Regions from separate parts of the Homo sapiens genome. Here region 1 is linked to region 2. Evidence: chromatin contacts called from ENCODE Hi-C or POLR2A ChIA-PET data. All regions are on one chromosome and are shown on one strand. The core of a region is the stretch at or near the end of the contact, and the rest is flanking DNA. Distances in the headings are between cores, read along the strand shown.

The links. A loop is a pair of places that touch in the nucleus more often than their neighbours do. ChIA-PET counts read pairs that join two places held with the same protein, here RNA polymerase II (POLR2A). Pooled maps may share reads with other maps.
Region 1: a map of naive thymus-derived CD4-positive, alpha-beta T cell shows a loop between it and region 2 (7-fold over the local background). The contact joins the promoter of GTF2H5 here to the enhancer-like site in region 2. A Hi-C loop is called at or near these places in 1 of 168 maps with a recorded cell type or tissue (naive thymus-derived CD4-positive, alpha-beta T cell) and 8 of 50 pooled maps. POLR2A ChIA-PET finds 5 or more read pairs at or near these places in 1 of 52 experiments (naive thymus-derived CD8-positive, alpha-beta T cell).

Annotation. Positions count from the first base shown.
Region 1 is chr6:158,165,068-158,169,624 of GRCh38, reverse strand. It overlaps GTF2H5 (general transcription factor IIH subunit 5), which reads right to left and starts at 1,275. Exons shown (of 3, transcript NM_207118.3): 1 at 1,230-1,275. SERAC1 (serine active site containing 1) reads left to right here and starts at 1,363. Exons shown (of 17, transcript NM_032861.4): 1 at 1,363-1,485. RefSeq lists silencers at 1,276-1,455, 1,496-1,565.
Region 2 is chr6:157,018,654-157,022,900 of GRCh38, reverse strand. The region is part of intron 4 of ARID1B (AT-rich interaction domain 1B); the gene reads right to left. Among named protein-coding and RNA genes, the nearest start is that of MIR4466, 240 kb to the right of the region's middle. RefSeq lists silencers at 626-715, 1,016-1,535 and an enhancer at 3,758-3,807. Within about 2 kb of position 1,865, at least 40 of the 41 ENCODE cell types and tissues checked have a DNase peak (open chromatin) inside an H3K27ac peak, as active enhancers do.

The DNA of each region.
Region 1 (4,557 bases), core at 26-2,525, 1.1 Mb before region 2:
ATTATATGTAATATACAATATATGTAATATACAATATATTATATATAATATACAATATATTATATATAATATACAGTATATTATATATAATATACTGTATATTATATATAATATACAATATATTATATAATATACAATATATTATATATAATATACAATATAATATATATAATATATAATATATATAATATACAATATATTATATATAATATATAATATACAATATAATATTATATATAATATATAATATACATATTATATATATGTATTATATATAATATACGTATTATATATAATATACATAATATACATATTATATATTATATATAAAATAAATATATATTATATATAAAATACATATATAATATATATATATGTATATATACACTTCGAGACAGAGTCTCACTCTGTCGCCCAGGCTGGAGCGCAGTGTCGTGATGTCGGCTCACTGCAACCTCTGCCTCCCGGGCTCAAGCGATTCTCCTGCCTCAGCCTCCCAAGCAGCGGGGACTACAGGCGCCCGCCACCACGCCAGGCCAAATTTTGTATTTTTAGTAGAGGCAGGGTTTCACCATGTTGGCCAGGCTGGTCTCGAACTCCTGATCTCAAATGATCCACCTACCTCGGCCTCCCAAAGTGCTGGGACAACAGGTGTGAGCCACCGCGCCAGGCCAATTTATTGTATTTTTAGTGGAGACGGGGTTTCACCATGTTGGCCAGGCTGGTCTCGAACTCCTGGCCTCAAGTGATTTGCCCGCCTCGGCCTCCCAATGTGCTGGGATTGCAGGCGTGAGCCACCGCGCCCGGCCTCAGCCACCTCATTTTACATATGAGGAGACCAAAGGAAGAGATTAAGCCGTAGTTCCTGGCCAAAGGAAAAAAGTACAAGCCAGATCTCCAGATCTTGTGCCCCTTCACTAAATAAATCACGTCCCGTGCGGACCTAGGCTGGAAACAAACCACTCAGCGTACGCCCATTTAATTAACTTCCACTTACACCTGGGCGCAGGGCGAGCCCTAGCCCCACAGGAAACCCACGATTAAACGAGGGGGGGACTGCCGTGCGGCCCCGCCAGGAAGGGCCCGGAGAGAGTGGGGGACACCGCCCTGTGCCCCCAGCACCCGGTGGACAGGCTTCTGGGGCTTTTCTCTTCCTCTCCCCTTTCTTTGGGACCCCTCAGTGTTCCCACACCCCACTTTCCCCAGCCGCTCGGACGCTCGCCACACACCTCGGCCCACAGATGCAGAAGCGCCTCGGCGTTGCCGGCAGAGTGCGCCTGCGCCGATACGCCATCGCGCTAGGGACGCTATTGTGGGTGGAGCCAGCCGGCGGGAGGCGGGCCCAGAGCGGGCCGAGGGGGCGGGGTCACGAGCCGCCAGCCGCCGGGTGGAGGGTCCCGGCCGGGAGCCGCGGAAAGAGTAGGGCTCCCCAGACAACGGGGTCCGACGAGCAGTTGGGCACGGGCTGAGTCCGCCTGCCGGCAGGTAGGACGTGAAGGCAGGGGTGGTGTGGGGGCGGACGGGGGCGTCGGCGCAGCTGGGCGCGGTGGGGAGCGGAGAATGGGGAGGGCAGGGACCGGGCACGGCCGAGCACCGCCGTCTGGCGCGCGGACCGGACCGACCAGCTGACGCTCGGCTGGGCGTGAGGGCCTCTCTCTCTGGTGGTCGCGAGCCTGACTCGTCTTTCCCTGTCGCTGCCTTTCTCTGGCTGCTGTCGAGGCCTTGGGGAGTGCACCTGCCGGTCCGTCTTCCCGGGCTCGGTAGTCACGGAGAGATGAGGAGGAGGAGGAAAGGGCCTCACCAGTCACTTCTGAGCCTTGCAGACCACCGCTTCCTGCTCCCTCTCTAACCCCAGAGATGGAATAGATTGAATGCTGAGAGAGCTCTAAACTCGGCAACGGTCATTTTAAAGTGAAAGACCCCAGAAGGTTCTAAAGTTACTCCCTTTCCCCAAGTCTGTTCTGTAAGTCTAAAGGAACACTGTCATTATTTTTACTAGTTGAGATATGAGATTCTTGTTTTCTGTTCCTTAGGTTAAATTGTACTTCCCGCATTAAGCTCATGCTGCCTTTTTTTTTTTTTTTTTTGAGATGGAGTCTCGGTCTGTCTGCCAGGCTGGAGTGCAGTGGCGCGATCTGGGCTCACTGCAACCTCCGTCTCCTGGGTTCAAGCAATTATCCTGCCTCATTCTCCCTAGTAACTGGGATTACAGGCGTGCGCTACCACGCCCGGCTGATTTTCGTATTTTTAGTAGACACGGGGTTTGTCCATGTTGGCCAGGCTGGTCTGGAATTCCTGACATCAGGTGATCCCCCGCCTCGGCCTCCCAGAGTGCTGCGATTACAGGTGTGAGCCACCGCGCCCGACCTCATGCTGCCTTTTTTTTTTTTTTTTTTTTTTTAACATCGTGTGTGTTCATGTGATCGCTAAGGAACCCAGCTCTTCCATTTAGTTCCCTCTTTCTATCCCTCAAATCTTTTCCAACTGGTGATTTCCATATTGTTGCACTCTCTTTAAAATAAAAAAATTGCCTCCAAGTCTTCTTCTTCCCAAGTATCTTTTATTTGCTTTTTTTCATCTTGCATACATTCTCTTCCTTGATCTCATCAGTTCCATTTTTGTGCACTTGATGTGTGTCAGCTATTATTCTAGACGCTTGGGATACAATGGTGAACAGGTAACTAATTTTGGTGGGGGCAGAGAGACTCTGAAATCAGTTAAGGAATAAGTACCATTTGGTGATGTGATAAAGAGTGACTAGAGGGGTTATTTTGGCCAGGGGGATGTCAGAAATGGCCTTAATTTCTGCATTTAAAAACTTCTGTATACCAGTAACAATTAACTAGGAGTTTTAATAATAAAAAGACACTATTCATAATGGCATTCAAAACTAAAGGTACCTAGAAATAGATGAACCTAAAGCTGTGTAGTCCTTTAGACAGAAAATTGTAAGGCTCTGTTGGAACACAAAAGATGACCCAAGTAAATGGTGAGATATACCGTATTAATAGATGGAAAGACTCAACAAAAAGATGTCAGTTTTCCTCAGTTCTACGAATTCAGTGTAATGCCAATTAAAATCACCATATTGTTTTATGGAATTTGCCATGCTGAACTTAAAATTTATATGGAAAGGCAAGGGACCAAGAATAGTGAAGTCAATTTTGAAGAAGAAGAAAAATAAGGTCTCTCCCTATCAGATACCAAAGCTTAATATAAAGTTGTAATTATTAAGATGGTATGATATTGATTCAGGGATAGAGAATTAGATTCATGGAACAGAATAGAGACACTAGAAACATACCTATTTACATACGGGAGTTTAGTATACCACTAAGTGGTATTGCAAAGCAGGGGGAAAGCATAGACTATTCAATAAAGGATGATGAAATATATGGTTGCTGAGATATCTGGCATTGTTATGGTATACAGACAGGATTAGATTCTTACTTTCAAACTATTGACAACAGTTTCCAGATAAAGACCTAAATGTGAATGGCACAGCTGCAAGGTATTTGGAAAGGAATATAAGAGACCATTGTCTCTAGGAAAGATTTCTTTTTTGTTTGCTTTGTTAAATCTTGTTACACATAAGATTTATCATGTTAACCATGTTGAGTTGTTGAGTTCAGTGACATTCACATTGTGCAACCAGCACTACTATCTATCTCCAGAACTTTTTTTTTAAATGTCTCTGAGAAGGATTTCTTAAGTTACAAAAAGCACCTTTGAGGTGTCATTTTATTACTCCAAATGAGAGATGATGTTGGCTTGAACTAGACAAGAGTGTAGCAGTGAATACAGAGAAAAATGGATGGATTTGGGGGTATGTTTTGATGGTAGAGAAGAGCAACTCTGCGTGGTTTAGATGTAGAGTAAGGGGAAAACAAGGAATCAAGGGCAACATCTGTTTTTTTGCTTCAGTTAAGAGGTAGATCATTTACCATTTACAATCAAAAAGCATTGACCATTTGATGGATAGTGATGGAGAAGATTTGTGGAGGAAGAGTTTGGGGAGAAAAAGTAAAGAATTCTCTTTTGGACAGTTGAGTATGAAAGGCCTGTTGGACATCCAAGTGGAAATGTTCCAATAGCTGTTGGATAGATAGGTCAGGAAAGATCGTAGCTAGAGGTACTCTGAGATCACTGGCATATAGATATTAAGAACTGGGCCGGGCACGGTGGCTCACGCTTGTAATCCCAGCACTTTGGTAGGCCGAGGCGGGTGGATCACGAGGTCAGGAGATTGAGACCATCCTGGATAACACGGTGAAACCCCGTCTGTACTAAAAATACAAAAAAATAGCTGGGCGTGGTGGCAGCCGCCTGTAGTCCCAGCTACTTGGGAGGCTGAGGCAGGAGAATGGTGTGAACCTGGGAGACGGAGTTTGCAGTGAGCCGAGATCGCGCCACTGCACTCCAGCCTGGGTGACAGAGTGAGAGACTCTGTCTCAAAAAAAAAACCAAAAAACAAAAAACTGTGGTGTGTTGGAATCAGCTGTGTTACACAGAAAACAAGATAATACTGGCTTAAATATGTATGTAATTGCATAGGTA
Region 2 (4,247 bases), core at 616-3,115:
AATACTTTTGGATTCTGTCTCTACATCAACACCGAAAACTGACCCTAACCCTAACCCTACGTTGTTATAATGGATCATCAATTAAATTTGCAGAATTCCAAAATTAAGTTGCTTTGAGTCTGATAAAAATACACACATAAGTTATAAGTTATCTGCATAAGAATTATCAACAAGAGAACAAATTAGAATTTATGGTCAAATTATATAGTTCACAGAGTGAACAAAAAGTGTAAAACCAAAGTGGCCGTCGCTGATTGCTACTAGTTGGATTAAATGCATGTCTTGGTTAATCTACTATAGTTTCATGTGTTGTTTAGCTTACTTGAAAAAGTCGTCAAATGTTCCTAGATTGCAGATTGCAACATCCTACCTAAAACACCTGCAAGTGACCAAGAGACCACCCAGTGATCCCAAAGTCTCCATGGCAGAGACAGGATGAAAAGTAATATCCCGACAAGACTCTTCAGCATTTAATTAAGAACAGGAAAGCACAGGCAGGAGATGAAACTTTACAAGCCTAGGCGTTTCTCGGCTTTTAAAAAATGCTGTGAGTTGGTTTTCCCAGCAAGGAAGGTTGATGAGCATGCACTTGGCTCCAAGAAGCAGCTATTACACAAATAGAATCCAAGTGCCTGGCTAAGCCGCCCAGCCTCGGTGCGTCGGGTAACAGCCAATGGCGGCGGCCTGCCAGCCTCGCCCCGCCCACCTCCCGCCGGCCCCGCCCCTCCACCTCGCCCCCTTCCGCGGCCCCGCCCCGCCTCCCCGCCCTGTTCTTGGCGGCCTGGGCTCCGCGGCCCTGCTGGCGTCCTTCGTCTGTAGTTCCTGGCTTTTCCACCGTCAGCCACTCGTTTTAATTACGCGAACGGGTTCCAACTCATCCAGCCTTTAAGTTTGGGTGGTGGTTTTGAGAGGGGGAAAGAGATGCACCAAAGGAAGTAGGGGAAAAATAAAACCTTAAGCGCTGGGCGCGCCACGCGGGACGCAGAGGTTAGGGGCGCGCGGCGAGGTAGCGGGGCGGCGGCGCGAGACGGCGCAGGGGAAACACTCGGTGCCTGCGTGAGTCTGGCCGCGCCGGCTCATGTGTACGCGAAGCTGTGTCAGCAGAAACTTTAGAAAACACGCTGTGCGAGCGGCCGCCGCCTCCCGCCTCCAGGAGGAGCCTGCGGGCGCGCGGGGCGGACGGTGCCTGCAGGCGGCGGCCGCGCTTGCCCGGAAAGGAATGTGGCTGCGGCCGGCGCCTCCTTCCGCGGGGTCCCACAAAGGCTCATCTGTGCGCGGCGCGGCGCCGTCGGAGGAGTCCGAGCCTGTTCAGTCAGGCTGAGGACGCGGTTGTTTTCGTCCCCCTGTCCCCGCCCCCACGAGCCTACGTGCGGGGTAGGGAGGGCGGCACCGGAACCCCCGCCCGGGTCGGGCCGAAAGGAGCGAGCGGGGCCTGCCGGCAGAGGCCGCCGGGCTGCTGTGTGACTCGGTCCCCTCCGCGCTCGCCGCCCTCATCCTCGCCCAGCGCCTCCGCGGCAGGGTTAATTCCGCCCGCTGCCTGGTGGTCCCACTCCCGGGGGATTCCGGGGTCCGTGGAATCACTGGTTCTCCCTTCGGAGGAGCTCGGCTTCTTCCGTGGGCGCGGGCGAGTCTCCCCGCTGTACCGCGGGGCCGGGGCTTGAATAAAACAAAAGAAACCAAGGCGAGGTGTGGACGCGCAGTGAGGACCGGAAAGCGAGGCCTGAGAGCTGGCGGCCTGAAAGCGGTCCTGCGTCCTTCACACCCTCTCTCTAAAATCCCCCTCTCTCAAGCGGGCCCTGACCAAGAGTAAAAGCGCAGCCGAGGAGGGAAGGACGCCGCCGCCGCGCAGGCATCCGGGCAGGGACGGGTGGGCGGGAGATTCCGGGCCGCTGTTCAGGGCAAGCGCTAAAAGTTTCCGGGTCCCCGAATTTCTCATTTCTTTATCGAATTCTGCAAAGAAGTAACGTTCCTTCGGCCATTAATATTGTAAGAATGTATCGTTTCTAGCCATAAGTTCCAGGTTACTTTTTGTAAGAAAATTAAGGACTCAAGTAGATCAGCCAAAGAAACCACGTACAGCATAAACTCACGTACCACTCCTTAAAAAAATAATTTATTGAGTTATGACCAAGAGTTATATAAGGGGAGAGGTAACAAATCTTTGGTGAGGAAAAAGCGATGGAAAAAATATTAGAGAAGCATAATTTTGAGGAAATTACATATAGTTTGAAACCACCACTGTTTAATATTTTGACTCGCGATCTGAGTAGGAGAAATGACCAAGCTAGGCTGTTGTTTATGTGATGCCATCTCATTCAGTTCTACCTACTATTTATAGCTCCAACAGCATCAGAAAGAAAAACACATGCCTAGTGGCTAAAGCATTCAAACACAACCCCTTATAAAAAAGTTAAAGTTTGGGTTAATTAAAAAAAATTAATTTCATATTAAATATATATTTTTAGGTTCCAATTTACAGTTATGTAGTTATATATTATCGCAATAAAAAGATCTGCCCATGGACTGGTTTTTGGTTTTGAGACATGTTTAAATTACATCCCTTACAGAGTGCTCAACTTGTATGGGGGTAAATGACTAACATGATGTTATCTACAAGGTTAAAAAGCAAGAATAAAGAACTAACTACATTTTAGGTCAGTTCTTCATCAGAGAAGGAATGTTAAAAATTTATTTCCATCCAATTTATTTTCTAAATATTATTAATTTTCTTAAATAAAACATTTCCTGAACGGCAAATTTGCTTGTTATGTCTATTCCCTCCTTCCTGAAATGACTTTCTCCTATCCCTCTAACAGCTTTGTCTTTTGCTACTTCTTCATCCTCCAAGTTGTGCCAATTTGTTTCACTTTTTATTTATCTTTGCTAAAAGAGAAAGGCAGGGGGCGAAAAAACCCTAAAGGACTTAAGATTTTCAGATGGTTCTAGCTCTAGAAACATAATGGCTGCATATGAAGGGGAAGACAGGAGTCGTCCAGATACACCCAGATTTTCTTTTGGCTTGGTGGGAAGAATGAATGGCATGGTTGTGTCCTCGGCAATTTGACATGCTTGTGGTATATCCGCGGAGGTGACCCGCTGGCAGCAGGAAATACAGGTCATGGCACAAGTTGCAGGAGACTAAAGAACATGGATTCGCAGGCAATTAGATGACAGTTGAGTGAGCGTGGATGACTGAGTTTTATCATAAAAAGGCATCACAAAGGACGATAGAGCCTAAAACAGAACCTTCAGGAGTACCAACATTTAATGGACAAGTTCTTCCCTCCTTCCTTAATGAAAGCAAAAGCCACCAGGCTAGAAATTTTACAATTTCAGAACTGCTTTTTCCTCCAAATCTAGAGAGAAATAGGAAGTGAAACATGGACTCAGGTAACACTAAACAGAACTAAATTTAACTCCTCCAAGCAGTGGCTTTGGAGAAGTTAGACAAGTTTCTTAGCATCTCTGGGCCTCAGCTTCTTCATGTATATGACGACAGTCTGCTCTGATGGTTGTTATGAGAATGAAATCAGCACTTACCAGATGCTGGCTATAAACATCATCTGACCATTCCTGAAATACAGACTAGCCTCCATTCCCATTACCAATGCCTTAACTGAGACTCGCATCTCTCCTCCTAAGCCTAGAATACTGTGAAACTGGTTTCCTTGACACCAGGCTCTTTCCAACCCATTCTCCCTCACAGTGCCCCCAGTGTCCTCTTCAGATAACAGATTTGAACATGTCATTCTGCTTAATATCCCTCAGACCAACAGAACTGGGTCTAGACTTCTTACCTCGGGATAAAGGGCTTTGGAGAATCTGTTCCTAATCTGCCATATGATATCACCCCTTACCTCAACTCATTATTGGAATATGAAGCACCCTGTCATGATTTCTGTGCTGAGCCTACCGTATTTTTTTTCAGCCCTTTATTCATACAGATCCCTTCACTTTCCCTGTACATTTGCCCTTTGAGGTCATGCTTCCAAGTCTTCCCTGACCCCCCATGGTTGGAATGTACTGCACTTTATGTACTACTGCACTGGACTGATAGAATTTTACTGTTGTATATATAATCACATATATGTCTATTTTCCTTTTAACCTCTATGAAGGCAAGGTCCATCCATTGTGAATTTATGTATATTTTCCCACCTGCAAAAATCCATAGAAAAGTTTGCTACAGATTAATTTAGCTACTAAATTTAAGCAGAAATGAAAGAGATGTGCTGGAAACCAGAAATT